Linked DNA regions of Homo sapiens: all the other regions are linked to region 1. The links are chromatin loops, found by intact Hi-C in ENCODE. Cell type or tissue: endothelial cell of umbilical vein. All regions are shown on one strand. Region 1 overlaps PRELID2 (PRELI domain containing 2). Region 2 has its middle 490 kb from the start of PRELID2. Region 3 overlaps PRELID2 (PRELI domain containing 2). Region 4 overlaps LOC105378211 (a long non-coding RNA gene).

Region 1 (8,000 bases):
GTCAACTCCTGATTTAGTCAATGCTAAACCACACTGCCTAGTAGTTGTGATTCCATAAGCCATCACTTTATAGTCATATCTCGTATTTAATCATATGCATTTTGCCATCTACAAAATGATATAATAGGCTACAGCCATGTGACCTTGAGCAAGTCACTTAACTTCTCTGTATCCCAGTTTCTCCATTCATTAAATGAGTAGTCTAACACCTATTCCAAACATTGTTCTGAATATTAAATGAATTAATAAGAGTACCTGCCACATATTAAGTGCTCAAAAATGTTAGCAGTTACAATTATATATAGCTCAGTGTTGTCATCAATTATTAGTTAGAAAGTGACAAAAAGCATCAGCAGGCCTTTTACTATCACAAATCCTGGTGCTCTACCTGCCACACCTTTCTAAGTCACCTCAAGTACAGAAATATACCTGTTTAAAAACTAATAATGGAAGAAACTGCAGGTGAACAATTTTTTAAAAAAAACCTAATAGGCCACACACACACGTACACACATCTTTACAAAAATCACTATCATTTAATGATCATTACTGAAAAAACTGTACAGAGAACTTACCTCTTTTTTCCTCCATGATTTTTACTGAGATGACATTTTTATCCATGGGGTTGGGGTACTAAACAAAAATATATAAAAAAGAATTACCATTAATCTTCTACCAAGGTGAACTATTTAGAAGTAACCACAGCTGTCTGCAGGACTAGTAAATATTTTCCAAGAAACTTCTAAACAAAGCCCAGTTTTGAATCATGGATCTTAATTTTATAACTTGGGCCTAGATAAGTGAGATGCTATCATCATCTTGACTTACATGAAATCTGGGGAAAACCTTCTTTAGATCCAACTAGCCCTGAGGGGGATGAGGTTAAGCTAATCAGTAAATAATAATACTATTAATATTGAACCAGCCTAACATAAATCAAGAGTGTTCTTTGTGCTAGGCACTGTACTAAATGCTTTCCTTGCACAATCTTGTCTAAATCCAACAGCCTCTCTGTTATAACTGATTTATGTGATACCACCATCCCCATCTTTCAGATACGGAAACTGAATGAAGACTGGATTGCTTAGGGTCACCCAGCTGGCTCCTGGTGGAGCCAGGGAATTAAACCAGGCCTGTTTAATACAGAGTGGACCTCTTCACTGTGGTCTAATATCATTGTCTGGTGGCTGGGTTAGCATCACAGTAGCATAGTCATAGAAGTATGCTTTGCTAGGCACATAGTAAATACTCAATAAATATTTAACATGTTAATTTAATTCCCCTGAAAAGCAATTTGGCTGTGACAAGGTTGATAATAGCCACTGCTTTTGTCGTAGGCAATTTAAATACTTTAGATACATTAGCTCAGTTAATTCACAAAACCATTCTATAAGGTATGTGTTATTTTTTCCACTTCATATATGAAAAATAAGGCTTAGACAAATTAGATAATTTGCTCAAATTGTCCAGCTAATGAATAGTGTATCTGGGGGGTAACATAATTTACCCCCGATACTTTCTGCCAGCCTGCAAAGCCTGCCCACCTAACCTACCACCAAATCACCTAAGAGTTAAATTAACACAATCCTTTCCACTACTCAGATGTGAAAAGAGAGACACTGGGAGCAGAAGTGACCTCCTAGAAGCCACAGGACAAGGTAGCTGCTGACCAAAGCCTACTGAGCCCCCTTGGACTCTCTTCCCTGAGGTTTACCGACGTATCATGTGATCAAATCTGAAAAGAAAATTGGCAGGAAGTCTTATCCATGACATCACAAAGTGCTGAGCAGAAGGCAAAAGCAGCAGGCAGGCTGAGGGGAGAAAGAAGAAAGGCCCCTCACTTTGCAAACTTGAGCTTTAAGTTTTCCGAACCCTAGGAAGTGAAATACAAAACTCTGACTGTGGGTCTCCACCCACAGCAGGCGTGTGTGTGTGTGTGTGTGTGTGTGTGTGTGTGTGTGTGATATTGATTTATTAATGGATTTTTCAGGGAAAGGGGTTCATCATTTTAACACATTCTTAAAGATATCTGTGACCCAAAAAGACACTAGATTAGAACACAGGCTCTCTGAGGGCAGGAATACTGTCTATTTCAGTTACTCCTGTATCTCCAACAGCCAGCGTAATGCCTGGCACATAAAAAGCACTCAGTCAATATTTTCTGGATAAATAAAAAATTGGGAATATAAACCTCAATGACCTCAGGGATCAATTTGGAAAATGAGCCTGCCTTCAGTCAGAAACCAATCTATGAAGAGAGCAGTGGCTCAGCTTTCAGCAACCTCAATATCTCTTCATGTTTCATGTTGGTAAACTCTGTCATTCACACTTCCATCCTGGAAACTGAAATCTTGATAACTGATGAAAAACTTGGTTTTTAAAAATCTATTTATTTATATATTCATTCATTCACTCATTTTAGCCCTAGAAAAAAAAATGCTTGGCTGGGCATGGAGGTTCATGCCTGTAATCCCAGCACTTTGGGAGGCTGAGGCGGGTGGATCACTTGAGGTTAGGAGTTTGAGACCAGCCTGCCCAAAATAGTGAAACCCTGTCTCTACTAAAAATACAAAAATTAGCCAGATGTGGTGGTGCATGCCTGTAGTCCCAGCTACTCAGGATGCTGAGGCAGGAGAATTGCTTGAACCTGGGAGGCGGAGGTTGCAGTGAGCCGAGATCATGCCACTGCACTCCAGCCTCGGTGATAGAGTGAGACTCTGTCTCAAAAAAAAAAAAAAAAAAAAAAAAAAAAAAAAAAACTTGGAACTACAGTGATTGCTTTCTTGAAGTTCAGCCCTTCCGAGTTACATGCCCATGACAGAGGGTCAGGTTTAGATACTCTGCTCCTCAGGAAAGGAGACTTTCGCTTACACAGTACCCCTAAAGCAAGGGAGATATTTGAGACTCACACAGGTCCTCTGAATTGTGATTATATGTGTATAAATTATAACTTGTACACTAAAGTAAAATGTGCTTATCTCGTTTACTACAGTTCTAGTTTGTTCATTACATACCCATAAATATATATTGACTGAATATTACAAATTCAACATAAGTTGTAGAAAGATAACTAAACTATAAAAGACGTTGAAAATGTAAACACCAGGGAGACATGATGATCAAATTTTTCAAGTTCTGATTACTTCACTAAGCTATCAGAGAAATTCTTAAACATTATAAACTCAAATACTTCACACTTACATAATTTTTGGAGTTGAACAGCCAAGAGCCTCAAGTTTCCATAGAAGAACAGTAGAAGAAAGTAGGGGTTTATTTGCAATAGCTAACTACCATACTATGAAAGGCACATATTTCAACCTCTTTAAAGATTTATTGAACTGAGGCTCCCCCTACCTGGCATTACTTGAAATGATCTGACGCCATCTTGTGGTAACCTGAATATTCATGTTTTAATTCATGAAAATTTACCAAAACTCCCATGAGAAAAAGTTGAAAGAGGGAAGGCTTCTCAGAGGTCAATACCAGGAACACTTACCTGGGAAGACAGGAGGCAGATGGCCAGGTTTTTCTGGACACCTTTTCAAACACAATCCAGTATGACTGCAGAATTGATCAAGCTGAATCAGGATCACACCCATCAAAGACTTAACTGAGCAGCTACTGTGTTCACGCAGGGTGCTATCCTAGAGAAGCTGCCATGCGCATGATCTCATTCAGTCCTTCTCAAAGCGTGGAAACCTATCAAGTATTAATATACAGAGTATTTCTGCTATAAATATAATAGTGTAAAGCCCGCAGACAAGCAGGTTCACATGGGATTCTTCAATCCCCATTTCATACTAGAGACTCTCATGAAAGCAATGTGATCTGAAGACCCAGATATCTGCCAAAAGCCCTTGTCTTTCTTGATCCTGGCTTAGCTGATCACAAACTGCAGTGTGCAAGAGAACGATCCCACAGGCTGCATACATATGCCATGTATGCTATACTACTTTATGGATGATTTAAGGGATTTTTAAAGGTATATTTGACTTCATTTTGCATTTCCTTATAATTTTTAATTTCTTCACAGAACGTGTAAACTAACTCCTTTTCCTTTCCCGAAGACATGAAACTACTACAAATACCACTGTATATATCATATGTATGTAACAGTCTAACAAGGGTAAAATGTAGACGTGCCTAAAGCTGTTGTATCTGCTTGCTTTAGTTTTTACATATTAAAAGATAAGCCAAGAACTCCATAATATTGGGGGGGAATATGCATTAAAGCAAACACATATATATAAAAAGTTAGAGGCAAGAAACTGAATCCATCTAATTACAGAATATTCAATATGTTTCTGGGAGAAGCTTCATGAAGATATAACATTTTGCATTCATATTTGCCGAGGGAAAAAAAAACCCATAAGCTTTCAGAAAGCCTACTCTTAAAAGAGTTATTAAAATATGAACTTTCCAAAAAGCTCAAAAGCCAATGCCTTTTTTTAATAACATTTGCTTCCCCTCTCAGAAACAGTCAGTGACATCCAAAGGAGTCACTGTCTACCAATTTACAAATGAGGTTACCAGAGAGAGTACAAGGAAGCAGGTGACTGACAGATCTGTCTGAAGAGTCCTTCAAAGAAGGCAAAGAAGACCTACAGTAAGTCTGGTATATTAACATACCCGTGTTATAAGCATTAAGGGAATCTGTTATCTAGGCTGCTGCCAAACATGTACATGCAAAGAGATGGGGCTGCTGAAAAGAGATTTGGTGTTTAGCAGCAGAAAGAAATCACCATGAGCTATGCCAAATTCCTTTTATGAGCTCCACACCATAGTCTATCTCAGAAGAAAAGCAAAGTTGATTTTATACCAAGACGAAACGAGTTATAAATTAATCAAAATTTCAATGATCAAGGACAAAACGTACTTAAGTTGAAAAGTATTTGGAATGGCTGTTCATTGGTCTTTCAATAGGATGATGAAATAGAAAGAACAAAGGGCAACGAGCCAAGACATGCAGACTACAACGCTGCCATCTGTGAGGTCGGGGTGATGAACCACCAGGTGATCATCCAAGATCCTTCTGGCCAGGAAAAGCTATGGTTCCAAACAAAGGCCAACCAACAGCACATCAGCCTCTTTCTTTCAAAAATGACCCAATAATCAGCAACGGCATAGTGAAGGTTTTGAAAAGACAGTTTTTCATTGTAACACAGAGGAAAATCCTCTTATCACAACATCAAATGTATGCATAAACCCAGTGCAGCTAAAGATACACTACAAATAACTGCCCAGCACTCTTCAAAATCACCATGGTCCGGAAATGCAAGGAAAGACTGAGGAACCGTCCTACACTGCAGGACACTGGCAGCTAAATGCAATGTGGGGTCCTGAATTGGATGCTAGACTGGAAAAACGATACTAGTGGACAATTGACAAAATCTAAATAGGGTCTATAGGTTAGTTAATAGCATTGTATCAGTGTTAATTTCCTGGTTTTAAAAAGTATACTGTGGTTTGGGGAAGCTGGAAAAAAGTATGTGGGAATTCTTTGTTTCTGCAATATTGTTTTTGAAATGTTTTATAAGTCAAATTATTTATAAATGAAAAGAAATAAAAAACAAAATTAAAGACACGATGTTAGAAAACAGTGAATTTTAGAGCCCAAGAGATCTGAATTGGAATCCTATCTGTGAGAAGCTTGGACAAATCACTTTAATCTGCCCTAGTTTCTTCATCTGTAAAATGAGAATAAATACTTACCTCAAAGAGTTGTTATAAGAATTAAAGGAAACAATTTAATTACAGTATAATACCTAGCACTGTGCAAGTAGAAAATAAATGTAGCTGGTTTTGCTACTAACAAATGAATCAACACTTTTGAAGACTTAAAAAGTTTCAAGATTTTGGTTTTTATCTTGCAATTTACTGTGGTGTGGCATTAAATACATTGCTGGCATCTATCTGCAATCCAAAAATACTTACACAATGATTTTAAAATGATTAGAAGATAATATATCTGATTTTCCTAGACTAATAAAAAACTCAGAAGCTCGTGCTTTACCAGTTCGGAATTTGTGTAAGATACAAGGCCTCCCTGACACTTCACTCCACACTAGCATTAGGGAAAGGGCTGCACCAGAGAAGTAAGAGTGCTGGAGAGAATATTTACTTGTTTTTAAAAAGACAACTGTTTCTAAATAGTTTAAATGCTTTCATGGATTTATAATTAAAATATAAATCTTGCCCCATACTACAATGTAATGTCTGCCATATGCCCCCAAGAAAGCCTTTATCATGAAAATTAATATATCCTCCTCTGTCCCTTTTGACAGTGAACTCCTTGAAGACAGGTCCATGTACTTAGATAGTGAAAAAAATCTTTTTTTTTTTTTTTTTTTTTTTTGAGACTGGGTCTCACTTTGTCATCCACGCTGGAGTGCAGTGATGCAATTACAGCTCACTGCAACCTCTGCCTCCCGGCTCAAGCGATCCTCCTAACTCAGCCTCCCGAGTACCTGGGACTACAGGTGTGTGCCACCATGCCCCGGCTAATTTTGGGGGTTTTTTGTTTTTGTGTCTGTGTGGTTTGGGGTTTTGTTGTTGTTGGTGGTGGTGGTGGTGGTGGTGGTAGAGATGGGGTTTTTGCCCTGTTGCCCAGGCTGGTCTTGAACTCCTAGGCTCAAGTGATCAACCCAACTAGGCCTTGCAAAGTGCTTGGATTATAGGCATGAGCCACCATGCCTGGCCAATATCTTCTGTCTTTTATACACTGATTAAGCCACAATCTCCATTAGATAAGTTTCTAAGTATACTTTACAATTGTTCAAATGGCATTTAGAAAATATTCCTAATTCAAATGTGTACCTTTATTCATGCTCACTCTCTCCTTTATTACTCTAAGTTAGTAATGATTTCTGAGGCCACTTCTCTCAGCTTTTTATTTTCAGGTTCATGAAATAAATGCAACAAATTATTGTTGTTGTTATCATTATTCAACAAGTACTTTAAAGGAGCCTGCTGTGTGCTGAAATTAAGCTAGGTATATTACATATAACTGTAAGCATTATCCAATTTAATTTCTCCAACAACTCCAGAAGACAGTGATTATTATTCTCATTTTGCAGATGAGGAAATCGAGGCACAGAAAAATGAACTGACCTGTCCAAGCTCACAGGGCTAACAGCGCTCCATCCCTGTCTTCCCCACCCCATCCAATGTCAGAGCCCACATTCTGCACATCTGCACCATTCTCCTTTACATCATGCCTAATCTTCTAGTGGAACTGAGGACAGGAAGACAAAAGTGAAGAAAGACTAGTACAGCATGTGACAAAAGATAACATGTAAGTGTCAGATTTGCAAGGGAGAAAAGATAGGATCAGAAATGGAAACATTATTAATTACCCAATCAACTTTCTACTCTAAATGGAAATAGCCCTTCATAAATCCCCTTTATGAGCTTAAGAGTAAACATTCAAACCATTTTGTTCAGCACACCAGGCTCCCAGCCAAAATAAATAACACCCAGGGTCATTCTGTCAAAGCAAAGAAATTATCAATATTTTAATCTGTCCATTTTATTACAGTATCCAAAGTAAGGACATGTTTCTGAATCCCATACTGACTTCAATCTAAAATTGCACAGGGCTAATCCCCAAAAGAGTCAGTTCATTCATTCATTCAGCAAGGATTTGCTGAGTACCTACTATGTTCCAGGATCTCTTTGGGTAATTGGGATACATCAGAAACAAATGACAAAAATCACCACCTATGAAGGTGATATTCTATTCACTATGACTCCTTTGACCACAGCATAAAAAGAAAGTCAACCTTCTGAAGGTAAGAAAAATCTTTACTTCTCTGGCCTCATTTAGATATAAACAAGAAAATCCAGTCAATATAATAGCTCTCTGGATCCTTTTTAATGAGTTTAAATTTCAGGCAGATGAAATTTAAGAAGTTCTCTGAATCCAGCTCATGAAAGGCAAGCCCATTAAAAAGGTCTAAGTGAGATTCCAGAGAAGACCCACTTTCTACACTGCTACATTC
Region 2 (8,000 bases), 480 kb before region 1:
CACCACCCCGCACCCCCGCCCCACCCCACACATATATGTACACATTTAGCCATTTTACACACTTCTCACTAGAATCACAAATACACTGTGGGGGGAGGCATTTTTATCCCAACTTTCAGATATATAAACTGAGTCCCAGCTGCAAATGAGCATTAAGGCAAATTGCAAATAGCTAGGAGTCTGCTGGTCCTAGGCTTGTGTAAACAGTGACAAAACAGAGAAAGTTAAAGACCATTTCTCTAAGAGTTCTCACTCTAGTCTCTTTTCTGCTTCTCACCAGTCTGTGACCTAGGGCAAATTACTCAGCCTTTGAAATTCTGTTTATTCATCTGTGAAGCAAAGGGATTGAGTTATGTATTCTTAAAGTACCCCCAGCACTAACATTCTATGAGTTAATTTTACAGTGTTAATATTAATAATTCCTCTAAAGATAAAAACTCAGGATTCCAAAAAAGACTCAGAGGAAGTAAAGCTCACATTTGAATTGCAGTCAGCATTTGGTGATCTTAATCTCATATCTGTTTGATTGCTAAGATGTGTAAGATTGACAGCACTGATAGCTTCTACTCAAGAGACAGTTTGAGGAACAGGTTCACTAACATTGCCCATTGCATTAGTAACATCATTTAAGGAAAATACTATCCCTTCTCCTATTCTTGGCCCAAGATAATGCACTAAATTGTTTTAGAATGGGAAAGGAATTATTGACTAAAGATAGCCTAACAGGGCTGTTCCATTTTAGGGGCTTTAAAACTAATAGCAGCTAAGAATAAGATTTAGAAGGGCTATAATTGCAAAATGAGCATCAGAAACCTGGATCTTTTCCTAGAGCCCAGCTATTTCTACACTGTCAGAGTAAATTATTGACAAAACCATCTGGCCCTTTTCAAGAGAACACTATACTCTCAGTTCTGGACAGGTGATATGTTTTAGTCTGTCAATGGAGAAAGAAGCTGATTTTAGCCTCAAAGCATTGATAATTCCTCTGGACTTGCACTTCCTATGTGTGAACTCTGCTTATCTTTACATGCCAGAAAGGAAGAACATCCATTTTAGGCCTAAGAGAGATGAAATTGAAAGCAAATAAATTAACTGTGAGCATCCTAGACTATGGTCTTAAACACTGCTTGATCTGGATAAAGAAATATATCCACATTCTTTGAAGTGGATATGGTCAGTGTTCCCCCTTCATCTGATTTTATAGTGTTAAAGCTTCTATGTGTGTATCGGAAGGGGAAATAGCTGGTCCTGTGGGGAAAAGAGAAGTTTTCCTTCTTAAACAGCAGATCTCCCTGGGTGGACAGGGTGTAAAACCACAAAGTTCTGCATCTAAGAAACTTCTGCACAGAAGGTCAGTGCATGTTTATTTCTGTTCAGCTAATATTGCCCACTAGTGGCGAAGCTAGATCTGTGTCTATGGCCAAGCCTGGCCTTCAGGCTGCCACTCCAATTCAGAAAGCTGAGTTGAAAAAAATAAAAATGGTACAGCCATGTGATCTTTTTATTCCCACCTCTTTGAAAGTTTTGTAGTGAAGAAATGAGCCTCAAGGGGAATGCATCTTTCCAGTTCACCCACATTAGTAGTCATGTCGAGTGGAGCATTTATATGGCCTTTTAGAGACCATTCTTGAAAATTGCTGTTTCCTCAAAAATAGGGCAGATGCTATCAACCTGGGCTTCCTCTTTGGATTTGATTCAAATTTCACTGTAGCTCACAAAGATTCCGGAGTTTAAATAAGGGTTTGTGGTGGCTATTTTATTATCCATGGAGTTTTCTTTTTCTATTTTTAGCTATTTGTGCTAGTTTTTGAGTTTTGGAGTTTCAGAGCAGTGAGGTGGTTGAGGGTTCATTCTTTCCTGCCTCTTAGTAGCAGCTTTTACCCCCTTTGAGTAAATAATACCACCCCTGTTTGAAAGGATTCTAGAAAATATTCTGTATGATACTGTAGTGGTAGATAATATAAGATGTTAATAATAGGGGTAACTGTCTGTTGGCATATATTGAAACTCTCTGTACTATCTCTTCAGTATTTTTGAAAATCTAAAATTTCTAAAAATGAAAGTCTATTTTTTAAAAAGACAAGGTTTACCCCTAGCAGAACTATTGAGGGAAAGACGCTTTACCATTTTGATTCAAATGGTTCCCATGTTTTAGGTCAGAGTCACTGTGTATTTTTAGCAGAAAAAAAAGAACCTGAACAAGCAGGCAGTAACATCTTCTAAAGAACAAGGTCTTAGAACATTAAGAAGCAATAAACAGGCAATTTATCCTGAGGTCCTCTATGTCAGCAAGGAATCCATGATCAGTTAAAGACATCAGAAAAGTTACGTGGCAACAAACAAGAGAAATAAAAACATTGTCAATAAACACATTAGTGAATGTGGCTGAAATCTTCACATCACATTTTGCCATTGCCCTACCATTTCCCTTATGCAGAAGTCCATCAAAACATAATCAGTGAATCTAAGAATAAAACCACAATATTCTCCTCTAACTCTGGGCTCTTCCTTTGTTCCTAATCTGAGAGAATAAAATCATGACCAATCCAAGTAGCAAGCAAGGGATTTTGAAGCCAACCTTATAGTCCCTTTTTCTATGCTATAACCAAATCTGTCCATTTACCTCTTAAATATAATGATCAAATCCATCAATTTCTCCCACCCCCAGTAGCATTACAGTCATCACCAACAGAAACATTCTATACCTGCCATTGTCTCTCACTTAAATTAATGCAATAAATTCTTAATAGTACAAATATGTTAAGACAAGAGGGTATTGCTTTTCTTTCTTTTTCCTTTTTTAGGATTTTTTTCTATTATAAATTGCAGCCATTTTTTTTTTTACAATTCACTATTCTACATATTTTATCTTTGCATCCTTTCCAACAATGGTATAATTGTGTAGAGACATTTAGAGAGTTCTAATTTGTTCATGCATTTCTTGCAAATTTGACTCCATGAAAAGGCATTATCACAATGTTGATTTTGTGTGTAAGCACTGTATGTGTATGTTAAAATGTTGAAACTTTTCAACAAATGGAGAGATATCATTGTACATCTGCATTTATAAAAGATAAAATTTCTTGAGTTCTTGGCTTTTTGGGTGACTATATATGCAATGTTGATCCACTGCAATTTTTGATAGATCTCATCAAAAGGGTTAGGTTTTTTGTCATAGTATTTCAGATGACTGCAGTTGTAAATCTGGGTGCACATAATTACCAAACATAGTGATATACGTATTTATACATGTCCTTTTTTGACCTATGTCTTTGTGAACATGATTTATCTGCTCATAATTCTTATACCCATGCAACTGTTGTTAGTATACTTGAGTGCTTGCAAAAATACATATGCTATTATTGCCTATTTTATTGTGAAAATACCCTATGAAGCATTCAGTTCTGTTTTTATATGTTTCTCAACTAAACCCCCTTTTTGAAATGTAAGTAAATGTCTTCTAAAGAATTTTTAAATATTTTTTTTCAGAATTATATTTTTGGGACTTTGCTGTTTTGAGATTTCAACATTTGCCATTATGGCTGCAAGAATTGTGTCTTTTGGGATTATGATTGGTTCCCATTTGAAGTAAGCTTCAAAGTCCAAATTCAACAATCAAATCCCAAGTATACCTCCTAGTGGAGGTACACAGAGGAGGAAGCCACTTATTATTATATGACTTCATTTTTTTTTTACAAATCCTGTGCCTAGCAGGATAATTGTTTCTTGAAACCATGAAGAGACACTCATACAGCAAATCTCAAAGGACAAAAACATATTATCTTCCCACTCCACATATACAACCATCTTCAATTAAAGAAGTAGAGAAATTAAAAAGAATTCTCTATAGTTAACTTTATATTATGCATTATATAATAGCATACATTAAAGACTAAAATCCATGGGACCTATAGCTATTTCAGAATATGGTCTTTATTATAAGTAAACACACGAAGAAATAATAATCTAACTGTGAAATCACAGGGCCATTAATGTACTACAGTAATAAGGAATACTGCATATCAAATCATCTAAATTTAAAAACTACTGCTTAGCCTTTATTCACTTGACAAATATTTATTTAGGATTTACATCAATATTTATTCAGTAAACAATTATTAAGCTCATATTATGTGCCAAAGAGGGCTCCCAAGAGGAATAAAAATGAGGAATCTCAGCCTATTGGAGGGGTAACCATGCCATAAAATAAATAGTGCCCTGGTAGGTAAGAGCACAAGCTTTAGACGTACATTGAACTCTGCTTACTGTATTTGTAATGCTGGACAAATTATTTAAATATTCTGAATCTTAATTTTGTCATCTGTAAAATGGACATAAGTTTATATGTGCATCAAATAAGATAAAGCCTGATGACTCCTTAGCATGTAGTAGTTTCTCAATCATAATAGTCTTTAACACTTAATTTTATTTTGTTATTTATTCAATGCCAGAAAACATAAATGAGGCATAGACTATCAGTCTAGATGACATGAGAAAAGATTTCACCAAAGAGTGGTATTTGGCCTGGGTCTTAAAGGATGAGTGGGAACTCATTAGGCAGGTAAGAGACAAGAAAGGCACAGGGCTCCAAGTTTCAAAATCACACAAAGTTTAGGGGAAACCAGGAGGCAGGGGCAATGTGATAGTGAACAGGAAGATAGCTAGCCTGTAGTGAGACCAAAATGACAGGTTGAGAGTTGATTGAGGCCATTATGAAGCCCATCCACGGAGACTGGAAAATGAGTGTATTCACTCCTTTCTTATTCTTTTGAGGAGCCTTCACTCATGATTCACTCTAATTTTTCATACATGATTTCTCTTATATAAATATACATGTCCACAGGTATGCATGCACAATTTATGGCAAACTGCCATACTCACAATGAATCAGAGTTGAGGGGACCACTAGCACAGAGCTGAGATGATTCAGGGGCTGGACTCCTATATGTAAGATTCCTGTGCTCCAGGAAGGAAGGCAAAAATTTGAATATGTGGCAGCAGCCCAGACTATGAGAAGCCTGCAGGCTTCCAGGTCTAGCCTGAGAATTTCCTGAAAGGGAGCATCCTGGCTTGTGAGATTTGGTCTTAGAACATGCCCAGTGAATCTACTTATTGATCATGATGAAGATATTCTGTGTAATGATAGTAGCAGGCAGTTATTGAGCACTTGATATAAGCCAGTCAATGAGATAAATATTTGGGATATTTAGGTAATTTAACTCTCACAACACAGAGAGTAGGTGCAATATACCACAACTTACAAAAGAGGAAATTGAGGCCAAAAGATAAAGTGACTTTCCCAAGCTTACAAAGCCAGTAAATGGCAGAGATGGGATTCAAACTCTGGTCTGTCTGATTTCAGAGCCAAAAGTTTCATTCACTCAGATTCTCTGGGAGGGGTGTATTAGTGTGTTCTCACACTGCTATGAAGAAATACCCAAAACTGGGTAATTTATAGAGGAAAGAGGTTTAATTGACTCACAGTTCCACATGGTTGGGGAGGCCTCAAGAAACTTACAATCATGGCAGAAGGGAAAGCAAACACATCCTTCTTCACATGGTGGCAGGAAGCAGAATTGCCAAGCAAAGAGGGAGAAGCCCCTTATAAAACCATCAGATCTTGCGAGAACTCACTCACTATCACAAGAACAGCATGGAGGGAACAACCCCCAAGATTCAATTACCTCCCACTGGGTCCCTCCCACAATATGTGGCAAATATGGGAACTATAATTCCAGATGAGATTTCAGTAGGGATACAGCCAAACCACATTATTCCACCCTTTTCCCCTCCTAAATCTCATGTCCTCACATTTCAAAACACAATCATGCCTTTCCAACAGTCCCCCAAAGTCTAGCTCATTCTACCATTAGCCCAAAAGTCCAAGTCCCAGGTCTCATCTGAGGCAAGACAGGTCCCTTCTACCTATGAGCCTGTAAAATTGAAAGCAAGTTAGTTACTTCCTAGATACAATACAGGTAGAGGCATTGGGTAAGTATACCCATTCCAAATGGGGGAAATTGGCCAAATAAAGGGGTTACATGCCCCTTGAAGTCCAAAATCCATTAGGGCAGTCATTAAGCCTTAAAGTTCCAAAATGATCTCCTTTGACTCCATGTCTCACATCCAGGTCATGCTGATGCAAGAGCTGGGCTCTCATGGCATTGGGCATCTCCACCCCTGTGGCTTTGCAGGGTACAACCCCCGTCTCAGGTGCTTTCATGGGCTGACGTTGAATGTCTGTGGCTTTTCCAGGTACATGGTGTAAGCCGTCAGTGGATTTACCACTCTGGGGTCTGGAGGGTGGTGACCTTCTCCTCACACCTCCTCTAGGCAATACCACAGTGGGGACTATATGTGGAGGAGGGTCCAACTCCACCTTTCCCTTCTGCACTGCCCTAGCACAGGTTCTCCATGAGGGCCTCACCTCTGCAGGAAACTGTGGCCTGGACATCCAGGCATTTCCATACATCCTCTGAAATCTAGGCAGATGTTACCAAACCTCAATTCTTGACTTCTGTGTACCCTCATGCCCAACACAACATGTAAGCCACAAAGGCTTGGGGCTTGTACTTTCTGAAGCAACAGCCTGAGCTGTACATTGGCCCTTTTTATCCATCACTGAAATTGAAGCAGCTGGGACACAGGACACCATGTCCCGAGGCCCCATAGAGAAGGAAGCCCCTGGGTCCAAACCAGGAAACCATTTCTCTCTCCTAGGCCTTTAGACCTGTGATGGAAGGGGCTGCTGTGGAGGTTTCTGACATGGCCTGGAGATATTTTCCCATTGCCTTGTTGATTAACATTTGGCCTCTCTTTACTTATGCAAATGTCTGCAACAGGCTTGAATTTCTTTCCAGAAAATAGGTTTTTCTTTTCTATCCCATCTTCAGGCTGCAAATTTTCCAAACTTTTATGTTCTGCTTCCTCTTGAATGCTTTGCTGCTTGGAAACTTCTTCTGCCAGATACCCTAAATCATCTCTCTCAAGTTCCTAGTTCCACAGATCTCTAGTGAAGGGGCAAAATTCTACCAGTCTCTTTGCTAAAGCATAACAAGAATCACCTTTATTCCAGTTCCCAATAATTTTCTCATCTCCATCTGAGATCACCTCAGCTTGGACTTTATTGTCCATATCACTATCAACATTTTGGTCAAAGTTATTCAACAAGATTTTAGGAAGTTCCAAACTTTCCCACGTTTTCCTATCTTCTTCTGAGCCCTCCAAACTGTTCTAACCTCTCCCTGTTACCCAGCTCCAAAGTCACTTCTACATTTTCAGGCATCTTTATAGCAGCACCCCACTCTCTGTGGTACCAATTTACTGTATTAGTCCATTCTCATGCTGCTATAAAGAAATACCTGAGGATGGGCATGATGGCTCATGCCTATAATCCCAGCATTTTGGGAGGCCGAGGTGAGTGGATTACTTGAGGCCAGGAGTTTGAGACCAGCCTGGCCAACATAGCCAGTTTCTACTAAAAACACACACACACACAAAAAATCAGCTGGGTGTGGTAGGGCACACCTGTAGTCTCAGATACTTAGGAGGCTGAGGCAGGAGAATCGCTTGAACCCAGGAGCCAGAGGTTGCAGTGAGCCAAGATTGTGCCACTGCACTACAGCTTGGGTGACATAGCTAGAATCCATCTCAAAAAAAAAAGAAAAGAAAAGAAAAGAAATACCTGAGACCGGGTAATTTGTAAAGGAAACAGGCTTAATTGACTCACAGTTCTGCATGGCTGAGGAGGCCTCAGGGAACTTACAATCATGGTGGAAGGGGAAGCAAACACTTCCTTCATCACATGATGTTAGTAAGGAGAAGTATCAAGCCAAAGAGGAAAAGCACCTTATAAAACCATCAGATCTCATGAGAACTCACTCATTATCACAAGAACAGCATGGAGGTAACTGCCTCCATGATTCAATTTACTCCCACTGGGTCCCTCCTGTGACACATGGGGATTATGGGAACTACAATACAAGATGATATTTGAATGG
Region 3 (8,000 bases), 73 kb before region 1:
TTCAGGACATAGGCGTGGGCAGAGACTTCATGACAAAAACAGCAAAATCAATTGCAACAAAAGCCAAAATTGACAAATGGGATCTAATTAAAGAGCTTCTGCACAGCAAAAGAAACTATCATCAGAGTGAAGAGGCAACCTGCAAAATGGGATAAAATTTTTGAAATCTACCCATCTGACAAAGGTCTAATATCTAGAATTTACAAGGAACTTAAACAAATTTACAAGAAAAAAACAACCCCATCAAAAAGTGGGCAAAGGATATGAACAGATACTTCAAAAGAAGACATTTATGCAGCCAACAAACACAGAAAAAAAGCTCATCATCACTGATTATTAGAGAAATGCAAATCAAAACCACAATGAGATACCATCTCACACCAGTCAGAATGGTGACTATTAAAAAGTCAAGAAACAATAGATGCTGGTGAGGCTGTGGAGAAATAGGAACACTTTTACAGTGTTGGTGGGAATGTAAATTAGTTCAACCATTGTGGAAGACAGTATGGCGATTCCCCAAAGATCTAGAATCAGAAATACCACTTGACCCAGCAATCCCATTACTGGGTATATACCCTAAGGAATATAAATCATTCTACTATAAAGACACAGGCACATGTATGTTTATTGCAGCACTGCTCACAATAGCAAAGTCATGGAACCAACTCAAATGCCTATCAATGATAGACTGGATAAAGAAAATGTGGTACATATACACTATGGAATACTACACAGCCATAAAAAAGAATGAGATCTTGTCCTTTGCAGAGACATGGTTGAAGCTGGAAGCCAACATTCTCAGCAAACTAACACAGGAACAGAAAACTAAACACCGTATGTTCTCACTCATAAGTGGGAGTTGAACAATGAGAACACATGGACACAGAGAGGGGAACAACACACACCAGGGCCTGTTGTGTGGTGGGGGGCAAGGGGAGGGAACTTAAGAGGATGGGTTGATACGTGCAGCAAACCACCATGGCACATGTATACATATGTAACAAGCCTGCACATTCTGCACATGTATCCCAGAACTTAAAAAATTAAATTAAAAAAAAAGAAAAATATTCCATTTATAATTTAAAATCTCCCCCAAACAGAAATCACCAAGCCGAGAAGTTGTCACTGGAGAATTCTACTAAACATTTAAGAATCTATACCAACTCTGCAATCCTTCTAGAGATTGCTGAGTGTTTAACTATGTGCCAGGAACTGCTCCAATTGTTTTACATGTCTCAACTCATTTAATCCTTTCAACAACCCCATAAAGTAGGCACTATTGTTACTCCCTCACATATGAGGAAAATGAAATCCAAACAGCTTAAATAACACAGCTAGTACACAGCACTTCCAGGATTCCAGTTTAGCTGCTGGCTCCTAAGCCCTTATTCTCACCCACCACATTATGCAATCCCTAAATTTCACAGAGCTTGGTTTGTGGCCATTGCTCAAAAAATATTGGAATCAAATCAGATGCTAAGATTTCTTAAGTTTTCATCTTAATCTATTGCCAAATTTTCAAATTTCACTTTTATAACATGAAATTCAGATCTGACCAGGATATGCTATTTCAACAAAGAAGTTGGGATACTACCATATTTGCCATTCTTAATAGAAATATGTGCATTTTGTACACTTTAAAAAAGGTTATTCCTGCTGGCAACTGCCATACAATTCCCATTTCAGATAACAGTTAAAATATATCTGAGAGAATAAACCAGAAAAGAGGTGTTATTGGAAATGGTAAGAGCATCACTAAAGCAGAACCAGCTGCACCAATATAATTACAAGAATCAAGAATCACAACACAGCTTCATTAGTTTTTTCCATTGTGTTTGTTACTTTACCCCTTCAAGACTAATTATACCAATTCCCATTGATTTTAACAAGCACCCTGGATTAAACACTGTAGACTGACTGGTTAGAGATGTTGCGGTATAGAGGTATATCTGAACTGCCTCCATTTAGGAAAAACTGGTATGTTACAAGCATTATATTGACAAATTACATTTTTTTCTGACCAGGAAAACAAAAGAGGAAACAGCGTTTCCCAAACACATACACTACAGGGAAAATCATCTAGAATTTAATGTTTGATAAATGCTCATTATATTGATATATAGGACTTCTTTCTCAACTAAGAGCTTTAGTAACTAAGAGCTCTATATTAACTCAGTATTCAAAATAACCCATGATGCTGCTGATGGCAAGGCTTACCCAGGCTTCCTGGATATGCTGCGAGAACATAGGCTGATTCTGCAGAACATGGAAATTTCAGGAGTTCCAGTGATTGGGGGTGGCCTCAATCACGGCTTCTCTAACTTTTTCAAGAGACCCCAGATCCCTACCAGCAGAACAGGGCTCTGGAGCATTTGGCAATGTACTGATCACAAGTAATTGTATTAGGCTGAACCATATGCAATTGCCATTCTTTGGTATCTCCATTACATTCAACCAACTATAACACTTACTGTGTGTTAGGCAGCATTCCAAGCATTTCCAGTGCCCCAAACACAATTAAGTCTCACTTTTTAAAAATTAACAATCCATTCCAATTTTACTTTCTACAAAGTTGCTTGCCTGTTGTAATATAAAAATACCATTTTTCCACAAAGCTTTGAGAAAAATTAATGCTCCAAAAGAAGAGTTTTTGGGCCAGGCACGGTGGCTCACGCCTGTAATCCCAGCACTTTGGGAGGCCGAGGCGGGTGGATCACCTGAGGTCAGGAGTTTAAAACCAGCCTGGCCAACATGGTGAAACCCCATCTCTACTAAAAATACAAAAATTAGCTAGGCGTGGTGGCGGGTGCCTGTAATCCCAGCTACTCGGGAGGCTGAGGCAGGAAAATTGCTTGAACCCAGGAAGCAGAGGTTGCAGTGAGCTGAGATCGTGCCATTGCTGTCCAGCCTGGGTGACAAGAGTGAAACTGCATCTCAAAAAAAGAAAAGTTTTTGTCGGTCTATGCTGTGGCTTAACACACCCCTCACAGAGATGACTGCAGATCCCTAAGAGAACAAATACCCTGTTTTGAGAATTGCATGCAATACCCCCCAGAAGGAGGTTTCAGAGGTAGACCAGCAGAAAACTAAATGTCTAGCTGACTCCTCGCTCTTCCCCAATACTTCTCTGCAAAACCCTTTCCTTTAATAAGGCTCAAAAAAACATTGTTAGCATTTATTTTTCCAAGAAGAAATGGTTCTCATAGCACTTGACAGAACAATTAACACCTAAAGAAACAAGTTACAATGCTGGCTTCTGAGTTGACACGTACAGAAAGACTACTTTCCATACTGGAATAGCTCCAATAGTAATCTGATGCATACTGTTTAATGCAATCGGAAACCATAAAATTGTGGCCATCTAGTGCCACCAATGCGACTCCAAGATTTTTAAGGTCTTTATGTCCAATCACCAAGAAACTAGCAGAAAAGCGTCATTAAACTTTCTTGCCATACCTAAAGATATGTTGGGGGCAGGGTTCGGGAGACGGATTGAATTGAACACTATAGACCTCCATGCTACATCTTCCAATTCTCCAAAATGTCATTTGTGAAAGAAAATATCAGACAATAGAGGTTTTCCTCCATCACCCTCATCTAGTCAGTGACAGCTATGACCTTGGTAGGGTTCTTAGTTTCTTTCTTCCTCTCCTCACCCCACATCCTGTCGCCATTTACAATAACTATATTTTGGGGTGATTCATTCATTAAACCCTTCCTGCCTGCTTTCTGTAAGCCTCCTGTCCTGGGGCCCAGGGAATTGTTTTTTGTTTTTTGGGTTTTTTTCTCTGATTGACAAGAATGACTTTGGTTTCTGCAAGACTAATGACTACATTCTTAAACAAACACAAATGAAAGAAGGGGCTTCAGCCCAGAAAATAATTTCCCTACAAACCACTGAAGAAACTGGCAGTGCAGTAATTTTAAAGTTTAAACAATTGATGAGTTTTCAAATGTAAGGAGACACCTAAACTTAAAATGGAAAAACAAAAACATGCAACTGGCCAAGTTCGCATTTTCTCCTTTGTCATCGGATCTAAAAGTTTATCCTGGCACCGGCACAAAGAAGTAATGATTCCATCAGCAGCCTAACAGATGGCAGGCACGAAATGGCTCTAACCTTCTCTGAGAATGCTGGAGAATAGCTCTGTGGAGTTTAATTTAACAGGATAGTGGCTGCTATTTTCTCTCTGCTGCCTCTAGCACAGCATGCAGTCCACAGCTACATCTTAAGGTCCGGCCCTGCAGTTACTCAGGTTAACCCTTCAAGACAATCAAGTGTCTGGAGTTACTGTGGGATCCTTTTTCTGCAAGGGGTTCTATTCCAACAAATGCAACTTAAACTTTTGATCATAACCAAACAGGCTGTGCACGAAGTAGTATTTTTAGAATCTCTTTTCTTCTATTAGCATTTAAGAGGCACTGAGGCACTTTTTTCTAGGACAGTGAATTGTATTTTTCTGAAGGACTTGAGGTAAAACACTAGAAAGGAGAGATCTTTTGTCTCAAACTTCCTTCTCCAGCAAGCTTCCTAAAGGTTACTACTGATAAGAGAACATCATGACTTCTGGCTTTGGTAGGAATAACTGCCCATGGCTTCAGGATCACCTTGGGAGCTACATGCAACCCTGATGCTGGGGCCTGCATCAGGCCAGCAACACTGACCAATAAACCAGAAAGAATCTCTGAGGGTGAGACCCTGGCATCGGTGTTTTTTAAAGTTCCCCAGGTTTTACCAATTGGCAGCTAAGGTATAAAATACTGCATTTAAAATTTTGAAGACAGCATTTCAAAATTCTGTAAGTTAAGCTTCTTTCAGTTAACTTCTGTCCTGAGTCGCTACCACAGTGACTTTGCCATTCTTAGGACTCTCCCTTTCCACCTTCCTCAGTCTTTCCAAGGCTTGTGTTGAGGTTCTCGGGCTCGCAGGACTAGCCCACACAAGTCAGCATGCTACCCTCCTGCCCTGAGACATCAGGGAAACACTGTGCTGATACTGCAGCCTGAATTCAAGGATGTCCTCAAACCAGGCTGTAACCATCAGAACAGCTTGAAGGTAAAAAACATTTACACCTCAATGTCCTGTACCTTGCAATTTGTGTACTGCAGAGCTCCTACCTGACTCAGATGAGGTGGTCTCATGCAGCCAGCTCCACCCTTCTGTATATAAGGCTGGGCTAGAGAGAAGCTATTATCTCACCAAAGGTATAACATGCCCTTCTCTCACTCAGACATTATTTGCTGGTGAGCTTTGGGGCCACAAACCTATGTGTTTCTGCTGATCTCTCCACTGTGCATCCTATGCTAATTTTTCTTCTGCATCCTTTAAATAAGTAATCATTGTTTGATATACCCAAGAGATAACTGTGTCTGGTCTTACCATCAATTGGTTCCCACTACTGCCATCTGTCAGTGCACGGAATCTTTTAAAAATTCATGGAAAATGCATATTATGAAAAACTATGCATGAATTTCAATTTTTTTCACCAAAATAAACTCATACTAAGTTGTTATAATATGTCTAAACAGGATCTGGTTTGAGGTACTAAGGAAGCTAAAACATTAGTTTGAAAAGAGCCCCTACCAGAACAACATAAATTTTGCTAAGATTGAAACAAAAACATCAAATCTATGGTGAAGCTTGGGATGAATGATGAAATCATTGATGTCTTACAATTCTGCAAAGAAATCAGCAGTTTACAAATGCATAGCTCATTTTAAGAAGGGACCAGATGATGCTGAAGATGAACCCTACAGTGGCAGGCCATCCACGTCAATTTCTAAGAAAAAAATTAATCTTGTTTGTGCCCCAGTTGAAGAGGATGGCAATTAGCAGAAGCAATAACCAACACCACAGACATCTCAGTTGGTTCAACTTATATAATTCTGACTGAAAAATTAATGTTGAACAAACTCTACACTCAATAAGTGTAAAAATCATTGCACCCAGATCAGGTGCAGACAAGAGTGGAGCTTTCTATGGAAATTTTAAACAGGTAAGATCAAGATCCTGAAGCATTTCTTCAAAGAATTGTACAAGGAGATGAAACATGGCTTTATTAGTACAATCTTGAAGACAAACTACAATCATACCAATGGCTACCAAGAGGTAGAAGTGGTCCAGTCAAAGCACAAGCAGACTGGTCCAGAGCAAAGGTCGTGGCAACCGTGTTTTGGGATGCTCAGGGCATTTTGCTTGTTGACTTTCTGGAGGGCAAACAACAACATCTGCTTATTATGAGGGTATTTTGAGAAAGTCAGCCAAAGCTTTAGCAGAAAGACACACAGGAAAGCTTCCTCAGAGGCCTTCTCCACAATAATGCTCCTGCTCATTCCTCTCATTAAAGACAATTTTATGAGATTTTTCATGGGAAATCATTAGGCATCTACCTTACAGTCCTGACTTGGATCCTTCTGACTTTTTTTGTTTTCTAATCTTAAAAGAAACCTTTAAAGGCAACCAATTTTTCTTCAGTTAATAATGTAAAAAAGACTGCATTGACCTGGTTAAATTCCCAAGACCCTCAGTTCTTTAGGGATGGACTAAATGGCTGGTATCATTGCTTTAAAAAGTCTCTTGAATTTGATAGAGCTTATTCTGAGAAATAAAGTTTATATTTTTATCTTTTAATCCCATTTTCCTATGAACTTTTTAAAGCTCCCTCATATAATGATACACGCCTTCTAGTGACACACTGGACCAAAAGAGAAAACAAATCCTGCCGTATTCCTGCACACAGCAGATGCTCAATAAATGCTGGCTGAACTTAGGGCTCTACCCCTAAAGGAAGGATCATCACCATACCTGGGCTCTAGCATTAACAGGGTGTGGACAAGACATTCTGGTAACAAGGCACGGAAACCCACCCAAACACATTCAAGTAAAATGAGGACAAATGAAAGGATAAATACGAAACAGAAACAAAGTACAGAAAATAGAGCTGAGCCTCACAGGCCAACAAGAAGCTACACTCTCTCTCCTTCACCCTTTGGAAACACCTGGCTTCATTCTGTTTGTCCATGTTGGGCTTCATTACTTCTCCCTCTGCAGGTCCTGGTCCTTCGTTCCATTAGCACCTGGCCCACCCAGGTCACTCAATAATGGTGGCCTCTGCTTATTTCTGGAAGAAACTCTAATGTCTCACCTTGAGGGAAGGCAGGGAGCTAACATCGTATGGTCAGGATAACACCCTCATCTGGGGCAGCTGAAAAGGACTAGGATTATTACTATAAATGATAACCACAAGCTTGGCTGAGAGATGGGATACCCCCCAAAATTAGAATGCACACATAAATATCAGCTGTAACAACTTTATTTCAGAATGACTGCAGGAAGGAATTTCATAGGTAAACAACTAATTTATAGCTCTATATCACAATAACACTGAATCAGAAACACTTCATCCCACATAAAAATTTGGCCTGATCATTTTTTGAGTTTTAATCCTCTTAAGTTTCACATTATAGAACTGAATACACAAAAACACTAACACAGCTGGGGGAGACAATGGTTTATTGATCAAGAGAAATTATTTCTAGCAATATCTCACTTGCCGCGAGTTCACAAATATGACAACTGCAGATGAGGATAAAGAAGTAAGTTAGGGGAAGAGAGTTGAGCCACTGAAATAATGTCACCAAGTCAATGTAGCAAAGTACATTCATTTTTATTGCTAGAACAGCCTCTCAAAACCTCATTCAAATCCTCTCTACTCTTATTCAACATATAGTATGCAGTTACACAATTTCCCAACCCCAGGGCAAATTAGAGAAAGCTTCCTAGAGGTAGGCACAGTAATGGGAGAGATAAATGACAGATAAAAGTGAGGGAAAAGAAAAACTCTAAAAACCATGGTAGAACTCAAAGAGCAAATGTATCTGGAGCCTTCAGTGTAGGGACTTTAACAAAACTAAGTAGGGCCTGAAAGAATTAAAAACATATATGACGACTCTGAAAAGATTTAATTATCCCCAGTAGACTGTGTTTGCAAAAGCAGAGA
Region 4 (8,000 bases), 350 kb before region 1:
AGGAACAAGATTTATTTCTTGTTTGAAAAGAATAGTATTAGCCCAGCTTTTCCAGCTTAAGTTAATATTGGTCAGCTAATCTCTCATTAGACAGAGTTCACATGCTATAATTAAATTTAATAAATAGTCTCTATGATCTATAGTATTTACCTGTGACTAATAAAATTCTGTTCATACGTTAATAGGTGAATAATATTTATAAAATATTTTCCCATGTGAAATGTTTATAATCATTAAAAATAATTATTTGTTGTCAGGTGGACTAAAGTAGATAAATAATATTTAAATGCTAATGGTCTAAGTCTCAAAGCCAGTCCATGTTCTCACTCTATCCTGCAATGCTTATGGATTGTTTTCCTAAGCAACCAAGTAATTCTAAAACTTAACTGTGCATGTGATTCTCTAAAGCATCTGGTTAAAATATAAATTAAGGACTCTACCAAAAAGACTCCAATTTAGTATCTCTGAACAAAAGGAGCCCAGGAATTTTCATTTCAAATAATCATCCCAAGTGATTCTGATGCACTGGGGGTAAGGTCTAGATGTGGATTTATTTTTGAACTGCCCATTTATTCTAGTCACAATTTTGGGAGACAATCAATTCTAAAGTTCTCCAAAATTATAGTTAGAAAAATATGCAGAAAATTATGTGACATGCGTAAAGTAGAAGAAGATAAATTTGAAAGAATTAATTGTTCCAGGCCAGGAGTGGTGGCTCACGCCTGTAATTCCAGCACTTTGGGAGGCCAAGGCTGGTGGATCACCTAAGTCCAGGAGTTCAAGACCAGCCTGGCCAACAGGGTGAAACTCTATCTCTACTAAACATACAAAAATTAGCTAGGTGTGGTGGCATGCACCTATAATCCTAGCTACTTGGGAGGCTGAGGCAGGAGAATCGCCTGAACCCCGGAGGTGGAGGTTACAGTGAGCCGAGATTGCGCCACTGCACTCCAGCCTGGGCAACAAGAGTGAAAAGAAAAAACTCCATCTTAAAAAAATAAAAATTTATTAATTGTTCCTTCTCAAAGAGTATGAGACTTGCAATTTTAAAAAAGAATGAAACACCTTTCACATGCATAGATCTTGCTTCTATTTTTATTTATAAATTCTCCTTTTTATGTGGTGTTGGGCAGGAGTATTCTGTCCCCAAAAGCGCACAGAGGAATGAGAAAAACAATCAGGAAAATAATTGACACAATATAACACATAAGGCAGAACACAGTGCCTGATAAATCATATATTTGTAATAAACATTGAATAAAATGAGCAAATGCCTTAATTCGTTAATAATTAATAGTAGCTCATAGAAAAAACATATTTTTCAGGCATTAGAATTTGTATTCAATGATGTTTTTCTATAATATAATTCTGGAGCCCATTCTGTAAACTGTTTCAGTTGACAATAATCTTATTGAAGATTTATCCAGTAATCTTTTCATGGCAAGTGGTAGAAACTCCAGATCTACCTCCAACTCAAAGAGGCTTTATCCGAATAAGAGAGAGAGAGGATACAGAGATTTATAAAACTGGAAAGACCAAGATTGGATCTTTGCACTTCAGGTACAGCTGGATCCAGGAGCACAAAAGGCTTTTTCTCAAAGCTCTGCTTCTCCCATCTCACTGCTCTACATTTCTCTGTGTTTGCTCATTCTCAAGCAAGGTCTCTCCTCATAGAGACAAGATGGCGGCCATCCACTGCAGTCCACATCCTATCCTATCCTATGAATAATTTTACCAACAGAAAGAATAGTATATACTTATATCCCAATAGCTCAAGAAAAATTCCCCAAATGAGCTCTGTTTGGCCCTGATTCATATGATTTATGCAACAGGCCCATCAGTGAACCAATCGCTATGGCCAAGAATGCATGCATAGGCCTAAGACACACCTCTCCCTGGACTTGGAGCATGGCTAGCCACACCTGGACAACATTGACTTAAAATGGAGGAATGAATCACAGTTCCCAAAGAAAACTGAAAGTGCTATCACCAGAAGGTAAAATCTACTATATAAAATTCTACTATAAATACTGTCAAATGGAAGCCCTACAAAATGAACCAAGAGAAATTAGCTTTAAATAAAATTTTATGTGAGTGCAAGTATATGCATTGTGGCATTCCTGGGTCAGTGGCATGTATAAATACCTTTTTAGTCAAAAGAATAAAAAGAATAAGAAAGAGAAGGAGGAGGAGAAAGGGAAGGAAAAGAGGAGGAAGAGGAATAGGAGGGAAAGGGGGAAGTGGGGAGGAAGAGAAATTTGAGATGTTAAGGTGAGAACAGTCAGTTTGGGCTATTTCTTACCACTCCTACATTAAGATAGGCTAGTGGTTCACTGAATTTTAGGGCTAGAAGAACCTTAAAGACCACTTTGTCTAATTAAATGGGTTACAAATAAATAAATAAATTTCAAGATTTGGTTCCTTTCTACTTGTTCATTTCCATCTCTCACCACTCGAGCCCTTGTTCTACTGTCTAGGCCCTGTATTGTCCAGGGTAGTAGCCATTTGACTTTGGACACTTGGATGTGGCTAGTTCAAATAGAGCTGTGCTCACGTGAAAAACACACAGAACTTCAAAGACTTAGTATGAAAAAAATAATATAGGTCAGGTGCAGTGGCTCACACCTGTAATCCCAGCACTTTGGGAGGCAGAAGCGGGCAGATCATGAGGCCAGGAGTTCAATACCAGCCTGGCCAACATGGTGAAACCCCGTCTCTACTAAAAGTACAAAAGATTAGCCGGGCATGGTGGTGCGCACCTGTAATCCCAGCTACTGGGGGATCCTCCTGAGGCAGGAGAATCGCTTGAACCAAGGAGGCAGAGGTTGCAGTGAGCCAAGATCACGCCATTACTCTCCAGCCTGGGCAACAGAGCAAGACCCCGTCTCCAAAAAATAAAGAAAAAGAAAAAAAATATAAAGTGTCTTCTTAATATTTTATACTGATTACACATTGAAATGATAGTTTCTGGGACATTTGTGGCTGAATAAAACATATTATTGAAATTAATTTTATCTGCCTCCTCTTACTTTTTTAATGTGACTGCTATAAAGTTTAGAATTATAAATGTTATGTTTACTTGTATGACTCACATTTGTAGCTCATGTTAGGTTTTATTCGATAACTATTTTACCCACGCTGTCTTTTGGTGGCTGGAACATGTGTAACTGTGGGACCAGCCCAAACTGGATCTACTCTGTTGATAACAAAATATCAGGTTGCCTTTTAGCCATAACAGAGCCAAAAACTGCAAGTTGTATAGCCTGGGCATGTGCAATAGAAAAAGCTTTGACCTCTAACAATACCCAGAAGTCACAATTCTTCCCCTCTGCCTTCAGAATCAAGAAGATTGAGACTTGACCAGAACCTGAACATCAGAACTCTTTAAGAAGTAAGGACTCCATTGGCCAGGAAGATCCAAGGCTAAAATCTGCCTCAACATACTTTACTGTAAATGCTCAAATCTGAAGCCCTCCAATCAGACCCTGCCAAACCAACGTTCCTAAATCCTTTCCCTTGCTCTCTGATCCCTTAAAACTTGCCCCAGATCCCAAATCAGAGAGACAGATTTGAGCCTGCTTCTGTCTCTTTGCTGAAAGAAAGCTTTCTTTTCTCAAAAGTTGGTGCCATAGTTATTGGCTTCTGTGTGCATCAGGCAGCGAGCCCATTTGCTTGACAACACACACCATACTCTTTCTAATTTCCTGGCCATTGCACACGTTGTTTCCATGGCCTGGAACACTCCTACCTCCTGTTCATCCTGCAGAGCCCAGCATACATCACTCATCAGGAAGACAGTCCCTGAACTTACGGCCCCTGTGTATGTGTGCTCACAGCTTCCTGTCATCACATTCCTCACATTGTGTTATTACCATTCACTTAATTGTCTGCCTTAAGTACCCTGAGTTCAGACACAGTGTTTTCTTGTTCATTACTGCATCCTGAGCACTGCGCCTGGTGCACAGTAAGTGCTCAGTAAATATGTATTGGACTAATGTTGAATAATTATGGTTAAGTTAATCTCTCATAGTTCCCCAGAAACTCAGGTCTTTTGCCTTCCAGAAACAGAAATTTTGTCCTGTATTCAAATTTCTGGTCTTCCAATTTTCTGAAACTTATGATCCTTTCCTTAGCCACTACATGGCAAGAATGGTTCATTGTCATTTTCTTCCTCATAGATGACAAAAAAGGGGGGTAAGATAACCCCAGAGAACTGAAAGAGGATCCTTTGAAAAATCCACAGGAGCATGTTTCATAGCTAATGGATATCTACAATCAAAAGACTTGTGATTTAAGTATCAAGATAAACAACTATCACAACATTTAAAACACTCACTATATTTCCTTTCCAGCTTTTTAACTATAAAATCAATGGCATGTTAATGACTCAAGCATTAGCTTGCTCACTAGGAATTCCAGAACTTCTATTTTTGAAGCATAAATTCCTAAGTTGCTCAATTTACCCAGTTTGTCAGAACAATTGCCATTAGTAAATATAAATATTTAATGAAAATGAAAACTGTCATAAGCCGCTTCTCTTAAGCATCTAATGACTTACTGGAAGAAATAAAAAATATTAGTGAATTATGTCATTTACTAGTTTCCATCATATAGCAATCACCTGCAGATGTATTTGCTTATTGTACCTTGCTGTGTTTTGGAGTGGGTTTTTGTTGTAATATATTTATTGGGTTGTGGGTTTTTGCTTGCTTATTGGGTAACAAAGAAGTATCAATGATATACAGGGTGTTTCCTAGATATTAACCACGTGCAAAATTTTTTTAAGTTTTCTCAAAACCTTCATTGTGCTATTTGTTCCTGCCAGAATCCACTGTAAATAAAATAATTAAATATGTGTATGTAAGTGTAAAATTACAGTTAAATTACATTTACCCTACATTTTGTGGCTTGAAAAATGCCCTCACATATTTTATTTCATTGATCTTCAATGGAGGATATCATTATTTCCAGTTTACAGATGAATAAAAAGGACTGTTTGACCAAGTGCCAGAACCAAGACTCCACCTAAGACTTTGTTAAGTGATTTTTTCCTCTACTCAAAGCCTCCCTGAGATCTGCTACATTTAAAAAATAAAAAAGAGGAAAATTTGCTTTCATAAAATTTCTGATTTCAACTTGATTTTATTAATTGCCTCTTTCTAATTCAACTCAGACTGCTTGGCAAATAGTAAGTATTCATTAAATGTCAACTATATTATTTTTCTTTCAAAGCGAGGTTACCGAATAGAAATGGAAATGTTTTAAAAGTTAAGTTCTATTTCACTGAGATGCCATTGTATGCTAATTGTTCTCCTTCTAAGGGATGTAACTAGACCTCTTACTCCATGGCTCTAAATTTTTATAGTCAGCCTCTATAATTCTTTGGTCCTGTAAGGCAGAAGTTACATTATTTGAGTGGGGTCAACAGCAGAGGTTTCATATAATTATCGTAAGATAAAAGCCCTACTTTTCACCTAGAGCTTCTATAATCGTGCCAATTAGTATGAATTCCTCTTTCTGGGCCAATGGGAATGTAGTGTAAATTTTTTTCTCATTGGCTTCAAATAGGGCTGCATTACCTTTGGTTTATTTGGTTTGTTTTCAGTAGCTTTTTTCCTACCTTTTTTCTTTTAACTTTTAATTCTTAACTCCTCTCCTCCCACAAAAGAGTGCTTAAAACCTACTTTCAATCCTCTTAGAATCTCCCTGACCCTAGTTGTCCTCAGAATTGAACACAGAGACCCTAAAACAAATATTTTCAATCTATAGAAAAGGTCTTCAATTTTTTTCATTTTGCCTGAAAATATTATTTGATCTTGTTTATGTAGATAAAATGGATTCTAATAATGGTACTCTAGAGAATTGGATCTTCTGGTCCAAATTAGCTGTCCCTCAACCTGTTAAGTCCACTTTGACCAAAAAGGAACAAGTTTCTCTGGGTGATAAGAAAGCAAGGAAATCAAAAAAAAAAAAAAAAAAAAAAAAAAAAAAGAAAGAAAGAAAGAAAGAAAGAAAGGAAATCATAGGCAGAAAGGAAGTACCAATAGAATTAAGTGACTAGAAAGCTTATGCTTGGCTCTGGAATCCTCTCATTTCAACAAACATCAGAATGCCTCATATATACAAAATACTGTCTAGGAAAGGTTTAACTATTCTAAATTGTATAGCACAGTATTTTAGAAATTAAATTCTGTATTGGTTCATTTGTAATAGCTAGTAAAACCTAACTGCAATTAATGAATTTGTTACAGTTGGTATTAGTTTGTTACAACTAAACTGTATTAGTTATTGATGTAACGAACTCCAACACTTCATTCACAATAAAACTTAACTTCTGGCTCACTAAAATCCAAAATCAGAATTCCAGTTCTGCAGGGATTTCTCTTCCACATGGAGATTCAGGGACGTGGACTCCTTTCATTCCGTGGCCCTGTCATCTTTATCACATAACTTCTAAGGTTCATGTAGCTGTTGTGCTATGTGCTTCAAGCCATGAAAGGGGAAAGAACATGTAAGATCCCACACAGAAGGATTTTGTGAGCCAGCAGGGAAGCACCTCATAGTAATCTGTTCCCCATTTGGAATCTTATCACATAGTCACACCTAACAGCAAGGGAGAATGAAAAATGTCTGCTTGTGTATTCAGAAAGGAAAAACAAAACAAAACAGGAAAGAAATCTGTGCTACAAGCTTTAAGGTGAAACAAACTGTCATTTGAATCCTGGCTCCATAATCTTCCTTTGTAAGATGAGGATATAATAATATCTCCATATGGTTGGCTGTGAGGATACATGATATAATAATAACAAACTTCCAACATTTACAGTTATTCTTAAGTGCCAGGTAACAATCCAGCTTTTTCCACATTATCTCACACAGCAGCGGTCCCCAACTTTTTTGGCACCATGAACTGGTTTTCTGGATCACAATTTTTCCACGAACTGGGTTGTTGGGAAGGGGATGGTTTTGGTATGATTCAAGTGCATTACATTCATGGTGTAGTTTATTTCTAATTATTATTACACTGTAAGCTATTATGAAATAATTATACAACTCACCATAATGTAGAATCAGTAGGAGCCCTGAGCTTGTTTTCCTGCAACTAGATGGCCCCATCTGGGGGTGATGGGAGACAGTGACAGATCATCAGGTATTAGATTCTCATAAGACTTATGCAACCTAGATCCCTCACAGGCACAGTTCACAATAGGGTTCGCGCTCCTATGAGAATGTAATGTGCTGCTGATCTGACAGGAGGCAGAGCTCAGGCGGTAATGCGTGAAATGGGGAGCAACTGTAAATACAGATGAAGTTTCGCTGGCTCACCTGCCACTCACCTCCTGCTGTGTGGCCTGCGGGTTGAGGACACCTGTCGAACAGTTTTCACAATTCACCTATAAAATGGGGACTATTATTATCATCTCTATTTTATAGACTGAAGTTGTAGTAGATGAAGTCCAAAAATCGCCCACAATTGTTGATGTCTCCTTGTGTTCACACCCTGTACGATGTGACTTTGCAGCAATGCCCATCAAAATATAGAGTCTGTTTCCCACCTCATGAATCTGGGCTGGCCCTGGGACTTGCTCAAGCAGTAGAATTAGACAAAAGTGACACTCTGACCATTCTGAGCCTACATTACAAATAGCATGTTTCTACTAGCTGTTTTGGATCCCCAGAGCCACCATGTGTGGAAGTGCAGGCTTGCTATGCAGAGGGTGAGGCTATTCTAGACTGCATCATTGTCCTGGCTGACTCATTAGCTCATCACAGACAGACACATGAGCTAGCCACAGTCCTAAGACCAGCCTAGTCTAGTCCAGACCAGAAGAGCCATCCAATCAATCCACAGACTCATGAGCCTAATAAATTCTGCTTTTATCTGCTTTGGCTTGGTTATACAGCATTATTTGTGGTAATAACTGAGGCATAAACTCCAAGAGGTTGTATTACCAACTTAAGACCACACATCCAACAAGTGATAGAGCCAGGAACTAAAT

Evidence for each region. Peaks named below come from ENCODE experiments on the same cell type or tissue, not always from the same donor. Only the 100,000 strongest peaks of a DNase experiment are listed, where the experiment ranks them.
Region 2: it touches region 1 in a loop (3-fold over the local background); 6 of 110 quality-filtered maps call a loop at or near these places.
Region 3: it touches region 1 in a loop (3-fold over the local background); 2 of 110 quality-filtered maps call a loop at or near these places.
Region 4: it touches region 1 in a loop (2.1-fold over the local background); 4 of 110 quality-filtered maps call a loop at or near these places.

The regions. Positions count from the first base shown.
Region 1 is chr5:145,822,502-145,830,501 of GRCh38, forward strand. It overlaps PRELID2 (PRELI domain containing 2), which reads right to left. Exons shown (of 7, transcript NM_205846.3): 2 at 576-633. Among named protein-coding and RNA genes, the nearest start is that of PRELID2, 8.8 kb to the right of the region's middle. In endothelial cell of umbilical vein, a CTCF peak has its summit at 3,358 (motif pointing left); DNase peaks (open chromatin) are centred at 3,340 and 7,450.
Region 2 is chr5:145,345,811-145,353,810 of GRCh38, forward strand. It overlaps a transcript of PRELID2 not described here. Among named protein-coding and RNA genes, the nearest start is that of PRELID2, 490 kb to the right of the region's middle. In endothelial cell of umbilical vein, a CTCF peak has its summit at 1,411 (motif pointing left); DNase peaks (open chromatin) are centred at 1,571 and 4,891.
Region 3 is chr5:145,749,047-145,757,046 of GRCh38, forward strand. It overlaps PRELID2 (PRELI domain containing 2), which reads right to left. Exons shown (of 7, transcript NM_205846.3): 7 at 7,298-8,000. Among named protein-coding and RNA genes, the nearest start is that of PRELID2, 82 kb to the right of the region's middle. In endothelial cell of umbilical vein, no CTCF peak of the experiment used is centred here; a DNase peak (open chromatin) is centred at 4,085; H3K27ac peaks cover 1,771 bases.
Region 4 is chr5:145,475,663-145,483,662 of GRCh38, forward strand. It overlaps LOC105378211 (a long non-coding RNA gene), which reads left to right. Exons shown (of 3, transcript XR_007058983.1): 2 at 3,339-3,391; 3 at 4,179-4,263. It also overlaps a transcript of PRELID2 not described here. Among named protein-coding and RNA genes, the nearest start is that of PRELID2, 360 kb to the right of the region's middle. RefSeq lists an enhancer at 3,708-4,208. In endothelial cell of umbilical vein, no CTCF peak of the experiment used is centred here; a DNase peak (open chromatin) is centred at 3,849; H3K27ac peaks cover 481 bases.